Regions from separate parts of the Homo sapiens genome. Here region 2 is linked to region 1. A link is a loop called in an ENCODE intact Hi-C map of the cell type or tissue named here. Cell type or tissue: body of pancreas. All regions are shown on one strand. Links, peaks and the distances in the headings refer to the core of each region. The heading gives the core; the rest is flanking DNA.

Region 1 (14,190 bases), core at 4,508-7,007:
CACCCCGGCCGGACTTTGATCCCCCCGAAGTCTTCACAGGCACTGCATCGGGTTGTCTGGCGCCCTTTTCCTCCAGCCTAAACTGACATCATCCTATGGACTGAGCCGGCCACTCTCTGGCCGAAGTGGCCGCAGGCTGTGCCCCCGAGCTGCCCCCACCCCCTCACAGGGTCCCTCAGATTATAGGTGCCCAGGCTGAGGTGAAGAGGCCTGGGGGCCCTGCCTTCCGGGCGCTCCTGGACCCTGGGGCAAACCTGTGACCCTTTTCTACTGGAATAGAAATGAGTTTTATCATCTTTGAAAAATAATTCACTCTTGAAGTAATAAACGTTTAAAAAAATGGGATGCCTGCCTCTGTGACAGCCTTGTTTGCTGAGGTCGTGGGGGTGGGGGCCTCTGGGAAGTTCCGGGCTCCTCTTCTCTTGGTCAATAGCTCCTTTCTGGTGGCTGCCAAGAGCGTCTCTCCCAGGGCCGGGCTGCTGGCTTACCTTCCTGTTGTTTTCAAATTTCAACCTTGTGCAATGTTGAGTTTCATAGAAATACTGCATGAGTACGCCCTTGTTTAGAAGCAGCAGGGTCTGAGTCCCATCCCACAGCCCCCAGTGCAGACGCTTTTGCCACTTTTGCATGGGGCCCCCTGGATGTGTTTCTGTGCATTTATCTACAAATCCTGGTGCCCATAGGACATGCCCCGTGTTGTTCTAGGCCTTTGCTTTCTGCTCGTTACATAAATGGTGAAGAAGAGAAGCGGGTAAGAGAACAGATTGGAGCCATCTAAAAGTTCTCATCTTAAGTGTAGATCATTGCAAAGGATGGAATTTTCTCCGATTGTCATCATCGTTGATGTTTGAATATGAGACCATTTCATCAGTATTTAAGTGTGCCCGCTGGGATCTAACTAGGAGAGGAGAGGGTATTCACTGCCGAACATTTCAAAGAATATACGAACAAGCTCTTTTATGGTCAGAAATGTTAGCCCTTTTCCCCTTAAACTTGTATTTCCTTTCTTCTTCCCTCCTAAAATTTTATCTAAATGATATTTATATTTGATGCTTTTAAGCCTTTTATTAATCACTCCTATACTTGCCTGCAACATAAATATATAAGTTGAAGCAAACTTTTTTTTTTTATTTCTTGTGACCATCAAGGGTAAATTTTTTTAGGTCTGGGGCTGCCATAACAAAATACCATCAAGGCCGGGCGTGGTGGCACACGCCTGTAATCCCAGCCCTGTGGGAGGCCAAGACCGGAGGATTGCTTGATGCCAGGAGTTCAAGACTAGTCTGGGTAATATGGTGAGACCCTCATCAATACAAAAAAAATACAAAAATTAGCCAGGCGTGGTGGTGGGCGCCTGTGGTCCCAACTACTCAGGAGGCTGAGGTAGGATTGCTGGAAGCCAAGAGGTTGAGGCTGCAGTGAGCTGTGATCATGCCACTGCACTCCAGCCTGCGAGACAGAGTGAGACACTGTCTCAAAAAGAAAAAATACCATCAATAGGTGGCTTAAACCATTTATTTCTCACAGCTCTGGAGGCTGGAAGTCTGAGACCAGGGTTCCAGCAGGGTTGGGTTCTGGTGAGGCGTCTCTTCCTGGCTTCAGACGGCCGCCTTCTCTGTGTCCTCACATGGCCTTTCCTCGGTGTGAAAGGGGGAAGAGAGAGGGAGAGCGAGAGCTCTGTGGTGTCTCTTATAAGGACACTGATGCTATCAGATCAGGGCCTCATTTAATTATTTTCTTAGAGGCCCCATCTCCAGACACAGCCACACTGGAGGTTAGGGCTTCAACAGGAATTTTGGGTCAACACAAACATTTAGCCTATACCATCTGGATTGCCTTTCAAGTCTCAGGACACAATTGGTCAAAACTATATTACTATGTTTTATGTGACATATCAAAGTAGCAAAATTTTATTGGAATGCATGTCCTTTTGGTATGCATTTTATATATCTTTTTCATTTACAGATTAGAGTTGTGTGTGAGTGTGTGTACAATTCCATGAATTTTGACATGTTTATAGAGTTGAGTCATTACCCCTACAATCAAGACAAAACAATTTCATCATCCCCCAAGATTTCCTCATGTCTTCCCTTTGTTTTTGTTTGTTTTACAGTGGGCTCCCATAATTTTTTTTTTTTTTTTTTTGAGACAGAGTCTCGCTCTGTTGCCCAGGCTAGAGTGCAGTGGTTCAATCTTGACTCACTGCAGCCTTCACCTCCCAGGCTCAGGAGAGCCTCCTGACTTAGCCTTCCGAGTAGCTGGGACCACAGATGTGTGCCACCACACCTGGCTAATTTTTTTTTTGTAGAGATGGGGGTCTGGCTCTGTTGCCCAGGCTGGTCTCAAACTTTTGGCTTCAAGCATTAGTCCCACCTCAACCTACCAAAGTGCTGGGATTAGAGGCGTGAGCCACTGCACCCAGCCTGCGACCTGTGCTGCCTTCCTCCCACTTTGTAGGGAAGTCCCTCATCCCCATGCTTAGCCCTTGGCCACTAGCTATTTTTACCTTTTCCAGAATGTTCTAAATGGGATCTACAGCCTGTAACCCTCTGAGCCTGGCTTCCTTCACTCAGCACTGTCTCTAGATGCATGCCTGTTGTTGTGTGTAGCAATAGTTCCTTTCTTTTCACTGCTGAGCAGAACTCCATGGGGTGCACACACCAGTGCTTTTCAGCCGTTCACTTATTGAGGGACACGTAGAGTGGTTGCAGCCTTTGGCAATTGCATTAGTTGGTTTTCACGCCACTGATAAAGACATACCCAAGACTGGGTAACTTTTAAAGAAAAAAGGTTTCATGAACTCACAGTTCATATGGCTGGGGAGGCCTCACAATCATGGTGGAAGGCAAAGGAGAAGCAAAGTCATGTCTTACATGGGACCAGAGAAGAGAGAATGAGAGCCAAGTGAAAGGGGAAACCCCCGATCAAACCATCAGATCTTGTGAGACTTACTCACCACCAGGAGAACAGTATGGGGTTAACCGCCCGTATGATTCAATGATCTCCCACTGGCTCCCTCCCACAACATGGGAATTATGGGAACTACAATTCGAGATGAGATTTGGGCAGGGACGCAGCCAAACCACATCAGCAACTATGAACAAAGCTGCTGTGAACGTTCATGTACAGATTTGTGTGTGAAGGCGTACGTTCATTTCCCTGGGGTGTATACCTCGGAGTGGAGCTGCTGAGTCAAACTGGAGCTCTGCGTTTCACTTTTGGGGGACTGCCAGTTTCACAGTCGCTGTACCAGGCTGCATTCCCATCAGCTCTGCGTCCTCACCAGCATCTTGGTGTTTTCAGTTTTAAAAAACTTCAGCCCTTCGTAGTGGTTTCTCATTGTGGCTTTTATTTGCTTAGAAATACTTCTTGTCCTGAGATGAGTGGGACTTCCTCTCCACCCCCAATTAATTCATGTATCCGTGAATGACTGTCACGTATTGCTAGAATGAAACCAATTTTTACCATCAATTCTTTGTCCCTGCAAGTGCAGAGAAGCCTTGTTTTCATAAGGAAGTCACTGGGAGTGGAATTCTTATACTCCTTCTGGGTAGTATGCGAATGTCACACGGCGATCTGTCATTGGAAGCGATTCTCACTGATCTCCCAGCAGACAGGTCCGTTTGACCTTTCTTCAAATTTGTAGAAAGCAGCAAAGTGGAAACCACCGGCTTGCAAAAGCATTTCTTACCCAATCTTTAGATGGGTTCTCGAAACCTGTGTCCGGGAAGTTCCCTCTGATTGGGGCTGGAGGTCAGGGAGGCTTTGCCCGTTGGCTGTAGAGTGGAGGGGTGGGGGGTCTTGTGACCTGCCCGGGGAAATGGCAGGCGAGTGACAAGCTCAGGAGAGAGTCCAGGCCCCGAGGATGGTTCCCTTCAAACTCCCCATGTCTGATCCTCTGGGAAGCTGAGGCCAGCTTTGGTTATTTGATAGCCACGGTGAGGATTTTGACTTAATCTGTGTATGCAACACATCACAGACAGTTTTAACTCTTGCATTCAAGTCTACCTGCTCATAAAACAGAAAAAAAGACAGGCCCCAGAAGGCATTCGGTTTTTTTTTTTTTTTTTTTTTTTTTTTGGAGACAGGGTCTCACTTTGTCACCTAGGCTGGCACAATCACTGCTCACTGCAGCCTCAACCTCCCAGGCTCAGGCGATCCTCTCACCTCAGCCAGCCTCCCAAGTAGGTGGGATTATAGGCCTGTGCCACTACACCCGGCTAATTTTTTGTATATTTTTGTAAAGATGGGGTTTCGCCGTGTCGCCCAGGCTGATCTCCAACTCCCAGGCTCAAGCGATCCGCCCGCCTCGGCCTCCCAAAGTGCTGGGATAACAGGCATGAGCCACTGCCCTGGCCCTTAAGTCATTCTTGTGTTTGTGTGTGTGTGGGGTGTGTGTGTGTGTGTGTGTGTGTGTGTGTGTGTGTGTGTTCCCGAGGGACTTAGCCTCCCGTGTGTCTCATTGGGTGAACATCTTGCTTCTGAGTGAGGTTTGATTTTTTTGTAGGGTGTGCGTTTGGACACATCCTTGGTCTTAAGCCCAGCCAACGACCTTAGCCAGGGCTCAGGGAGGGAAGCACCGCCTGCCCCACAGCTGGAGGGCTGGGGTTCGGGACACCCGGTCGAGCTTCAGTGTCTCTGATTCTGAGCATCTTTGACTCTGCGAGACTTTCTTCTCATGCCTTCACTTCAGGCGCCAGCCCCTGCCAACGATGGGACTCCACTACTTACCATGTTGATTTAATTTGGCTTACTTTTTTTCTTAAAGAATTTTATTTTAAAAGGAAGGCAGTCATATCTGTGAAATTATGGGTCCTTTGGGCAAGTAATAGTTTTCCAGTCGCCATTAAAATAAATACCTAACTATTAAGGACGTTCCTCCCAGTACCTCGAAGCAGCCTGCTACCTGCAATCTCTGCACCATCCCATGATTGTGTCCCATGCACCCTTCTTCCTGCTCGGCCTGCATCGCCCCTGCGTGGCCTTTTCCCCCCTCTCTGCCTCTCTCAGTCTTCGCCATCATCAAAGGCGCAATTCCAGCCATGCCCTCTCCTCCAGGAAGCACCCCTCCCCCATCACTCCTGCTTGCTGTTCTTCCCTGTCTCAGGACTCCTGGGGCACTTTGTATCTCAGTTGATACTAGAATGTTCTAGAATACCAGAAGTCCTGACACCAGTTGCTGTAACCCCAAACTCCAAGGACCTGCAGCATAAACCCCGGTACATGCCCTTGTGCTGGAAACGAATATTTTTGGCCGGGGCGGTTACTCACATTCCTTAGTACTCCTTGGCTCACGCGGACACCCATTCTTTCAACACATACTTATCCAGTGCTCACTACGCGCTAGGCACAGGGGGTGCAATTGTGGACCAGACAGAGGCGGCCCTTCCTCTCAAACAACTTTACAGTTCTGCCACTTACTAGCTGTGGGACCCTGGACAAGTCACACAGCCTCTCTGGAGACCTACTGTTCTCTCCTTTAAAGCAGGTGACTCAGATCTGCTTTGCAGGGACGTCTCCTGCTTTGCAGCGATGTCACCCAGGAGAGATGGGTGAAGTGGATAGTGAATGGAGTGGGCCAGGGCGGTGGTCCTCGGCTGAAAACAATGCCTCTCGGGGTCAGCGTGGGGCTCAAGAGGTGGCGGCCCCGTGGGTGGGTCCAGGGCCAGGGACCCTGTGTCCGAGCCCCTGCCCTGGAGCCATCCTGTCTCACCTGAAGGCTCTGCCAGTCTGGTCCACTGGCCTCCCGGCTCCCACGCGTGTCCCGAGCCGTCCATTCTCCAGGTAGCGGCCCTGAAATGTTAATCTGTCACAAGGGTCATCTTTGCTTGAATTGTGGGTGACTTTTCCCCATCCTGGGGGTAAAGTCCCCCCGACTTGTCTCTCCATCCGCGATCCCCTGCAATCTGGCTGCAGCACGCGAGACTTCAGGACGATTCCGAGCTCGGCCACTGGGGGGCGAGCTGTGCACACAGGTGGTCCAGAGGCTGCTGCCTGGGAGGGGCTGCGGATCACCCGGTTCCTGGAGCGGAGTGGATTGATTTTAAACTGGGGAAGCTGTGGTCCACAGCCTGGCTTCGGAAACCCGTGACCCCTAGAAATTGTATTTTACGTGTGTGTCTGGGCGTTTTATTCTGGGAAGCATTTCCTCAAGTCTTCAGATTTTCAAAGGGGTCTTAACCCTTTCTCTCTGGGGCCTTGGGAACAAGAGTGACAACCCTATAACAGGGCGACCAGGGTCACACGATGTCTGCTCCTCCTTAGCGTGCTACTCCCAGTACCTGCGTGCTACTCCCAGTACCTGCGTGCTACTCCCAGTACCTGCGTGCTACTCCCTGCTCTGCTCAAGTTGCTGGGTGGCCTTGGAGCAATTCATAACCTCTCTGAGACTGCCGTGAGGTGGGAGTGAAGATTGCTGTGTACGAATCTTTGAGAACCCCTGTAAGGGTGGAATCGAAATGGACGTGTGAGGGCTGGGCGCGGGGGCTCACGCCTATAATCCCAGCACTGTGGGAGGCCAGGGGTTCGAGACCAGCCTGGGCAGTATGGTGAAACACCGTCTCTACTGAAAATACAAAAATTAGCTGGGTGTAGTGGCGGGCACCTGTAATCCCAGCTAGACGGGAGGATGAGGCACGAGAATCGTTTGAACCCAGGAGGTGGAGGTTGTAGTGAGCCGAGATCATCCCACTGCACTCCAGCCTGGGTGACAGAGTGAGACTCCATCTCAAAGAAAAGAAAAGAAAAGAAAAGAAAAGAAAAGAAAAGAAAAGAAAAGAAATGGATGTGTGAGCATTCTGTACACAGCCTGGGACGATTATGAAAGCTCTCAAATGCTGAGCCTCCAGCAAACATTTATCACACACCTACTGTGTGCAGAGCACTTGCTGGGCTCTGAGAGGGAGTCAAGCTCTGAGAAGTCTGTGTCGATTTGTTCATTCCTTCATTCAGCAAATGCTGTTTGGGTGCTCACTGTGTGTCACACACCCTCATATTTATTGCGAATCGGCTTGGGTTAGGTTCCCCAGAAGCAGACACTGAGACCAAGATTCCTGGCCAGGGAGTGTCCCAGGAGGGCAAAGGGGACTCTAGCAGCCCAGGGTCACGGACAGCTCTCAAAGGCAGACCAACAGGTCTTGGGTTTTGGATACAAAAATGCTCCAAAATCAGGGGTGTGCAAATACAGTAAAAAGAGGATTCATTTGGATCTGCTTAGAACACCAAGGGTATCCGCTTCAGAAATACAGAGGTGACCGGGTGCAGTGGCTCACCCTTGGGAGGCCGAGGTGGGCGGATTGCTTGAGGTCAGGAGTTTGAGACCAGCCTGGGCAACATAGTGAAACCCCATCTCTACTAAAAATACAAAAATTAGCCAGGTGTGGTGGCACACGCCTGTAATCCCAGCTGTGGGAGGCTGAGCCACAAGAATCGGTTGAACCTGGAAGCAGAGGTTGCAGTGAGCCGAGATCTCACCACTGCACTCTAGCCTGGGCGACAGAGTGAGACTCCATCTCAAAAAAAAAAAAAAAAAAAAGAAGAGAAAAGAAAAGAAAAACAACAACAACAAAGCTGGACGAAGCTAGAAAGCTCCCTGCCCTCACAAACTTGCCTTCTAGTGGGAGAGACAGCTGGCGAGTAAATGCATGAGTAAGGTCACGTATGAGTAAGGTCACTCATAAGTAAGGTCACACATGAGTAAGGTCACTCTGGGAAGCAACGATGCCAGGATAGAAAGAAGAGCAGGGGGTGCACCGGAGAAGAGGTGCTGGGCAGGGGGGCTGCTTAGATGAGAGCACATTTCCGGAAGTTTCCTCTGAGAAGTGCCAACTCCTGAAGGCTTCATGGGAATCTGGAGAAGAGCACTCCAGGAACCGGGAAGTACATGTGCAAAGGGCCTGGGGTAGCAACACGCAGAACAGAAACGGTGCGCTGTGGCTGGAGCCCAGAGAGTGGGACTGAGTGGGAGAAACGCAAACTGCTTTTCCTCCTCTGTTCACCCCACAACAATCAACACAGAAGACTTCTGTGACCAAATATGGGGGGCTCCCCCCACAGCAGATCAAATGAACACCTAATTCTGCAGCGGATGCCAGCTGGGGGCCCTCTGATTCAACTCAATTCTGCCGCTGTCTACCTGGAGGCAGTGTCAGACCCCACAGGTCGAGGGTTCAGACCCCAGGGCGGCCCCTTACTCCCGATGCCCCTCTCAAGCCCTGGGATGTGTCACCTGTGCTTCTCACAGACCAGCTGTGAATTGGGGTTCCCACGACCCTGTCTTTGGGTTCAATTAATTTGTTAGAACGGCTCACAGGGCTCAGGGAAGCACTGAGCTTATTTATTATAAAGGATGTTAGAAGGATACAGATGAAGAGATGCTAGGGAGAGGCATGGGGGAGGGGCACGGGGAAAGGGCATGGGGAAGGGGCATGGAGCTGCCATGCTCTCCAGGACACCACCCTCCAGGAGCCTTCCCATGCTCAAAAACTCTGTCCTCTTGAGTTTTTATGGAGGCTTCATTAGGTGGGCGTAATTTTTAAAATTATATCATTTTAAATTTTTAAATGTTTAATTTTTGTAGGTTCATAGTAAGTGTATACAGTTGTGGGGTGCATGAGATGTGTTGACACAGGCATGCAATGTGACGTAATCACATCATGGGAAGGGCGTATCCACCCCTTCAAGCATTTAGCCTTTGTGTTACAAACAATCCAGTTACACTCCTTCAGTTATTTAAAAATATACAATCAAGTTATTCTTGACTATAGTCACCCTGTTGTGGGATCAAATAGTAGGTCTTATTCATTCTTTCTCTATATGTATATGGTTTTTGTATACATGGGCATGATTGATTAAACCACAGGCCATTGGTGATCAGTTTGACCTTCAGCCTCTCTCCCCTCACTGCTGGAGGTTGGGGACTGGGCTGAAAGTCCCAGTCCTGTAGCGCTGACTTGGTTTTTCCTGAGACCAGTCCCCATCCTGAAGCTGCCTAGGGGCTGCTGGCCACCAGTGAGTCATTGGCAAACTAAACACTTTGGAGATTCCAAGGATTTTAAGGCAGAAGACCAAATAAATATTTTACACGATCACAGTGGGAGGGGGTTGGAGGGAGATGGAGGTGGAGAGCTGGGGGGCCTCGCAGTTAGGATTTTAAGTACAGTGGGAAACCACTGGAGATTTTTCCATCAGGGAGGGCTGCGTTTGCTGTTTCTGCTGTGGGAGAGGCTGCGGGGGCAGGCGTGGATGCTGGAGGTCTGGCTGGAGGCAGTGGCCCTCCTCCTGGTGACAGATGGTGGTGGTGGTGGTGGTGGTGGCCTGGGCCAGGGCGGAGCAGTGGATGAAGAAGGGACAGATGCGGGGTGTATTTTTAGGGGCTGGAGCTCATAGAACATGGTGCTAAACTGGATGTGGGAAGGGAGGGGTGAGGACGCGTCCAGTGAGACTCTCAAGTGTCTGAGCCTGACGGCCAGGGGGAGGGAGGGGCTGCTTTTTGTTTGTTAGTTTTCATTTGTTTTTGTTTGCTTGTTTGTTGTTTGTTTTCTTTTTTGAGACAGAGTCTCGCTCTGTCGCCCAGGCTGGAGTGCAGTGGTGCAATCTCTACTTACTGCAACTTCCACCTCCTGGGTTCAAGCGATTCTCCTGTCTCAGCCTCACAAGTAGCTGGGATCACAGGCGCCCGCCATCATGCATGGCTGATTTTTGTATTTTTAGTAGAGACGGGATTTCACCATGTTGGCCAGGCTGGTCTCGAACTCCTGACCTTGTGATCTGCCTGCCTCGGCCTCTCAAAGTGTTGGGATTACAGGCATGAGCCACCGCGCCAGGCCATTTTCATTTGTTTTTGAGACAGGGTCTCTGTCACCCAGGCTTGAGTGCAGTCGTGCGATCATAGCTCACTGCAGCCTCGACCTCCTGGGCTCAAGTAATCCTCCTGCCTCAGCCTCCCGAGTAGCTGGGTCTACAGGCACATGCCAGGACACCTGGCTAATTTTTAAATTATTATTATTATTATTATTATTATTATTATTATTATTTTAGAAAGAGAGTCACACTATGTTGCCCAGGGTGGTCTCGAACTCCTGGCCTCAAGCGATCGGCCCACCTCTGCCTCCCAAAGTGCTGAGATTACAAGTGTGAGCCAGAGGGAGGTGCCACTAACTGAGGAGGGAGGCAGGAAGGTGGGGCTGGGAGCAAGTAGGGCCCCGATCCCCCAGTGCAGACCCGGGCTTAGCTCAGCATGGATTGAATGGCTGTGAACTCCCTGTGGGGGCTGCAGAGGGAGGAGTCAGGACACTGAGGTTGTTGTGTCACCCACACCGGATTCATCCCCTATCCCGGTCCACCCACCCCCAGGGCATCTGGAATGTGAGAGGCCAGAGAGAGAAAGCACCACCAGGAATCCCAACGTAGCAACAGCACAAATAACAGCAGCCCCTTTTGATGCTCAGGGGAGCACATGTTTCATGGAGCTATCCAGTGACCTGTACAGCAGGGAGACTTGAGGGGACCATTTCACAGATGGGAAGACGGAGGCTGAGGGGTGAGGCTATATTTGCAAGGTGGATCTTTTTTGTGTGTGTGAGCAATTGGTCGCGCTGTCTCCCTCTTTAGACTTTACGCTGCTGAAGGCAGGCACCGAGTTCTGTGGGGTTCGTGGTCCATGGGCATGCATGCAAATCAGTCTTTGCTGAGTTAATGAATAAATGATCTGGGGTGTAGCGAGGCTGGGGATGTGGTTGCGGGAGGGGAGTTCTGCAGACCTGCCCAGGGCCTGCCAGAGGCTGCACGTGCGGATTGTGGCCGCCAGGGGGCGCTGTGGGTCCAGCCTTCAGGGCGGCCCCAGATTCAGGGAGGCCCCAGCAGCCCGGGTCTCTCTGGCGGTCCCAGGGGCTGGGAAACGTCTGTTGTTTGAGGCTCTGGACATAGCAAAGATAAAAAATGAAAAACTGATGAACTAAGGCTGCAAGAACTATGTTCTCTTGTATGTTTACATGTAAAAATTTAACAGCTTCCATACATGAAATAGTCATGCAATATATTTTTGTGAAGTTACAAGGCTTGCAAAATTCTTAATGAACCATGTCCAGAGAGGGCAGGATTTAGAAAGGGGAAATTATCACAGTTCTTTTAATCTTGGTGGTGTGGGGCTCTAGGACAGTACATTCAAGATCTTCTCCAAAATCTGATTTGTGGTGTTTTTGTGAACTCAGAGTCCAGGCCAAATGGCTGGCTGTGGTCTCCCAGGGATGGGCAATCCTGATCCAAACCTCAGATGCCCAGAAGATATAAAATCTCAACACTGGGCCAGGCGCGGTGGCTCACACCCCTAATCCCGGCACTTTGGGAGGCCGGGGTGGGCAGATCACCTGAGGCCAGGGGTTCAAGACCAGCCTGGCCAACATGGTGAAACCTTGTCTCTACTAAAAATACAAAAATTAGCTGGGCATGGTGGTGAGCACCTGTAATCCCAGATACTGGGTAGGCTGAGGCAGGAGAATCACTGGAACCCGGGAGGTGGAGGTTGCAGTGAGCTGAGATTGTGCCACTGCACTCCAGCCTGTGCGACAGAGTGAGACTCTGTCTCAAAAAAAAGAAAAGAAAAGAAAAAAAAAGAAAATCTCAATGCCGGCCACTCCCAGCCCAGTCAGGCAAGCTCAGCTCTGGCATCCTGGCTTGCTCTCCTGGAACAGACTGTTGCTAGCATTCATTGAATCTTTCTGAGTGCCGTGCACTATTTTAAACCCTTGGCATATGCTCACTTAGTTTTCATCATAACCCAGGCGAGTGCTGTTATCATCATCATCTTCATTTTACAGATGAGGAAACTGAGGCACAGAGAGGCGAGGTCATTGTCCAAGGTCTTATGGCTGGAAAGGATCGGAGTCTGGATATGAATATTGGCCACTGGTTGGGGGGCATACATGCTTATCAGCTACTCTGCATACCTCCTCATTGACTGGGAACCAGAGCTTGCTGTGGGTGCTGGCTGAGGCATCCCACTTTATCTTATCCCTTATCCCAAGTGAAACTCAACTTGGGAACCCAGCTTCAAGAAACATAATTTCCAGGCAAAGGCAATGAATGCACACAGGTCCTGGCTCTAGAGCTTCTGAGGAGCCTGGGAGAGGAAAGGAGGTTGCAAGGCTCATTTCCCCCAAATCCAGTCCCAGCTCCATCTAGAAAGAGGCCCCCCGCATACCAAGCATGTGTCCAATCACTCCAGAAAAGCCCCTGGCAGGGGAGCATCCAGGCTCATTCCAGAGAGGTCAAGAATGGGAGGGGAAGAAGAGGAGTAAGAATAAACATGTCTAAAAATAGTGCTTGGATCTCCGAAACCCACAACAAAACAGGAAAGAGAGGGCAGGAGAACTGGGAGGGAGAAGCCTGGAGGTTTGGCTGAGGGAAGAATAAGGTGCACTGCCCTGGTGGGGGCTGTTTCTCTGACTTTCCTCTCTGAAGTCTTGGGAGCTAGGCTGGATGGAGGGTCTGAGCATAAAGGCCAAATATCTCTGGAGTCATGAGTGTTTCCAGATTTCACAACACGTTTGCCATGAAGCCTTAGCCCTAGCAAACTTCATAGCATTTAGAAGTCCTCGACTGAGGCAGAGGGAGGCTTTTAAGAGGGAGCTTTTTTTTTTCTTCCCCCTTTCAGGAACAGATGTTTGAGCAACATTGGCCATGATGCACATGTTTCTGCAAACCAGATCTCACTTACCTCCTCAGCTTCCATTGCAAAATGGGACTTCCACTCCCCTGGGAAAACATCTCTGCAGATGGACTGGAACAACTTGGCATGGAAGGTATTAAGCCTGAGGCTTGTGGTTGGGCCTGCAGTGGTTTCTCAGAACTGTGCAACACCCTTCTGGTCTCTGGGATTTTCCCTCTGCTTCTATGACCAGCCTCATCTGTTCTTTTCTGGGCCACAGGAATTTCTTCCATTTCAGGGAACAGGGACTCTGAGATTAAACACTGGCATCTCTGGTCATGCACTGTGGTGTGCTTGGCCCTGTGGTCTCTCTGTCTGTGGCAGTAACAGCTGTTTGAGGGAAGGACATAGTTTCCTTCATGATGTCAGCCTTGGAGATTAGGCAGATGGCAGGGTTTGGAAGCTAGAGCTGTGTGCTGAAGAAGATTGGATTCACTGTGTCCCTCAGGCAAGTCACTTTGACCCCTCTGTGCCTGTGTCCACTTCTGTCCAACAGGAATTCTAATTCCTGCCCCATCAATTTCAGATTCTCATGAGGATCATTAAGAAAAACATTTTATGCACTTTCAGTTGAAAATAGTTTGGGAAGATTTTCAAATGTGTCATAAAGCACTCTTGGAACAAACCCTAACATCCACGACCCAGTTTAGCTAAGTATTTACAAGGTCTAGTGGAGCTGAGCTGTAATACCACACATCACCAGCAGGTGCCACTGTCAAACACATCATGAGCGTTCTTGCACATGGGAGTAGTGTGGTTATCGTACATTGTGTAAAACTAGTTTTTTTAAATGGAGGGATGCATGTGGATCAGTGGAGGCAAGTTCAAATGCTTACAGAACTGGGCAGGCAGTGTAAATAGGCCCAACAGGCCAGGTGCTTGTTCATTGAGTGGTAGGGTAGTTTGTGCGACTGGCTATAGGGTAAAGGCATGCCCTACCCACAAGCATGGCTAGAGATCAAGGGGGTGGGTGTGGGAACAGCTGATGCCTTACCTCCCCAAAGTGGCACCTGTTCATCACTTTTAAAGGTACACTGTTGGCACCATTATTATTATTATTATTTTGAGAAAGAGTCTCATTCTGTCACCCAGGCTGGAGTGCAGTGTCATGATCTCAGCTCACTGCAACCTCTGCCTCCCAGGTTCAAGCTATTCTTCTTGTGTCTCAGCCTCCCGAGTAGCTAGGATTACTGGTGTGCACCACCACACCTGGCTAATTTTTTGTATTTTTAGTAGAGATGGGATTTCACCATGTTGGCCAGGCTGGTCTCGAACTCCTGGCCTCAATTAATCCACCCACCTTGGCCTCCCAAAGTGTTGGGATTACAGATGTGAGACACCGTGCCCGGCCAACACCATTATTGTTAAGACCATGATGAAAACATGTTAAAGTGTGAAAGTGAGGCGTTAGACCTGTGGTTAAAGACAGTGGCATTCTGTGTGTTGGATTCTGGGGTAATGACACCCCCTCCCTCTGCACTCCG
Region 2 (2,500 bases), core at 1-2,500, 410 kb after region 1:
ACGTAACGAAGCAAGATGGTTTTAGAGTCGTTCATCCACCATGAGAAACAAAACGGGTTGAGTGAAGAGCGGCTCCGGGAAGGACCCTGTGGAGTGGGAAGCAGCCCCGCAGTGGGAGCTCTCTGGGTGGGCATTGCGGGCAGAGGGAACAGCACAGGGAAAGGCCCTGGTGTGGAAACACGCTCGGGGTGTGTGAGGAGTCGCCGGGGGTGGTTGTGGCCAGGGAAGGGTGGGCGGGTGGACAGTGAGGGAAGTGGGGACCGGATTGTGTGGGGCCTCTCAGGCCACAGCGGGCAGTGGATTTTGTCTCAGGTGTGGCAGGGGCTGCTGGAGGGATTTGAAGTGAGCGTGTGTTGCGGAAGGGGAAGGAGGTGCTTGTTATCTGATTTGTATCTTGGAAAGCTCTGTCTGGCCGTTGTTGAGTCAAGGGCAGCAGCGGGAGGTCACAGCGCAGCTCTTGGCAGGCGACAGAGGCTGCCTGAACCGCACAGGTGGCCGTGGAGGTGGAAGGAAGGGCGCATCGGGAGTTTGTTTTGGAGGCAAAGCCAGTGGGGCGTTGAACCCGGTGTGGGGATGACGCCAGGGATGTCTCGCTGGAACTGGGATGCCCCATGACCAGGGCTGGGCTACCTGGGGCCAGGGTACAGTGTGCGGCCCAGGGTGTGGCTCTGGGAGACGTTGCAGGTTTGGGGCGCCAGCCCGGGAAGGAGCTGTGTATCCATGTCAGGGGCCCCAGCAGCTTTGGCCAGCGTCAGATCTGATCAGGGCTGGAACTGCACGGTGCCAGCCAGGTCCTGCTGAGCCAGGTCGCAGGCCCCTGTCCTGGGAGAAAGGGAGCCACCGGCCAGCAGTTCCCGCGGCTGGCACTCAGCCCGTTGGTGTGGCCAGGGCCTGTGCCGTTTCCTGGCCTCATTCCCCGTGGGGACGGTGCACCTGGCGTTAGGCCCTGCATGCCTTTCTTGCACAGCCTGGCTTGCAGCTCAGCTCCCGCAGGGACACACATGAACTTGACACCCAGCGCTACCTCTCTGGTCTCTCAGGAAGCCAGCCTATTCTGCCCCTGGCTCCCACACAGAGCGGCTCAGCCAAGCAGGTCCCTCGGGGCCCCCTGGGCCCAACTGGAGGAACAGGTTGTCTCTCCAGGCTCTCGGCCGCCCGCCCAGCCTGGCCTAGCCCCAGTTTGCCTTCCAGCATCGAACAGCTCCCCTCCTCTCTCTCCCAACTCTCTGGAACTGGGCTGGAGGAAGCACCAGAGGCTTACAGGGCTGGGTAGCCAGAGGGGCCAGGTCCAGGGCGTTTGCAGGATCTCCAGATGTGAGGCAGGCCCTGTACAGGTGCCTCCACTGGGGACTGGTTAAGAATGAGAATTCCCCTGCATCTGTGCCCCCTGCCTCCTGTGGGCTGCCCACCTCGCCAGGGCACAAGTCCAGGGGAAACAGTCTTCAAGGAGAGAATTGGGGGCAATTTGGTACATAGGCCTTCTTGCCCACCTGCTCTGCTCACAGCAGGCATCATTAATTGATCTTAGCACTCTCCTCCGCTGTCACACCCTGATGGGCCCTCAGAACCTCCTTTGTTCATCTGGAGGCGGCGTGATAGATGACACCTGCCTGCCATTCCTGTCCCAGAACCCAGAGGGCTCCGTCATTCCCAAGTTGTGTCTCTGCTCAACTTCTTGGCCGGTTATCTCTCCATAGGATTGGTCCTCAGGGAGAGGTTCAGAGCTGAGGACAGATTTCAGCAAAGGGCGAGAGGCCAGCAGGAAGATGCCATGAAGCCAGGCCTGAGCCCCGGGGCCCCGCTGAGTTTACAGGATCTCCCCAGGCCTGAAATCTAGGACCCATCATTGCTTCTCTGCCGCAGGCCATGTGGCATAGCAGTCTGGATTAAGGCCATGGTCTGCAGCCCCAGTGCCTGGGTTCGAAGCCGCTATCTGCCACTTGCTAGCTGGGGCCTTTGACCAGGTGGCTTAACCTCTCGGCTTCCATTTTCCCGTCTGTGAAATGGGGACAGTCAGTCAGTTCCTTGTAGGGTGCTGTGAGAATAAATGAGTGAACACGCTTACATTGCTGTCAGCCGTGGAGCCCTGAGAGAGCATGACCTCTCGGTAATGCCCTTTGCACACTCCGCCTGGTAAGTAGCCCTGCCTGAGCTTGGCTTCTCAGCCAGCCAGCGCACAACCGCTGCTTGCACTGGCTCAGTGGGCTTCTGATCCTGACTCGGCTAAGTATTTGCTGGTGAACTCAGATGAGCCCATTGGTGTGTCTGTACCTCAGTTTCCCCTCTGTAAAATGTGTCTGGCAGCAGTCTCTGTGTGAGCTTAACCGGAGGCTCATGGAGGCCGTGGGATGCTGAGCACAGTGCCTGTGCTGAGTACCACTCAGCAAACTGAGGCTGACGCTGTGGTTGTTACTTGGAGGGTCTGGGCTTATAACCCCCCACTGCCCGCCACAACACACACACACAGGCGCACACACATCCATGCACTCGCACACACATG

Evidence for each region. Peaks named below come from ENCODE experiments on the same cell type or tissue, not always from the same donor. Only the 100,000 strongest peaks of a DNase experiment are listed, where the experiment ranks them.
Region 2: a loop joins it to region 1, with 2.7 times the contacts of the local background. A loop is called at or near these places in 55 of 110 quality-filtered maps.

The regions. Positions count from the first base shown.
Region 1 is chr12:124,763,783-124,777,972 of GRCh38, reverse strand. SCARB1 (scavenger receptor class B member 1) reads left to right here. Exons shown (of 13, transcript NM_005505.5): 13 at 1-1,117. Among named protein-coding and RNA genes, the nearest start is that of SCARB1, 93 kb to the left of the region's middle. RefSeq lists enhancers at 3,266-3,425, 3,486-3,535, 3,546-3,705, 5,827-5,896 and a silencer at 3,616-3,910. In body of pancreas, for the core only: a CTCF peak has its summit at 5,958 (motif pointing right); a DNase peak (open chromatin) is centred at 5,972.
Region 2 is chr12:124,358,393-124,360,892 of GRCh38, reverse strand. All of the region lies in intron 24 of NCOR2 (nuclear receptor corepressor 2), which reads left to right. Among named protein-coding and RNA genes, the nearest start is that of MIR6880, 22 kb to the right of the region's middle. In body of pancreas, for the core only: a CTCF peak has its summit at 990; a DNase peak (open chromatin) is centred at 922; H3K27ac peaks cover 2,126 bases.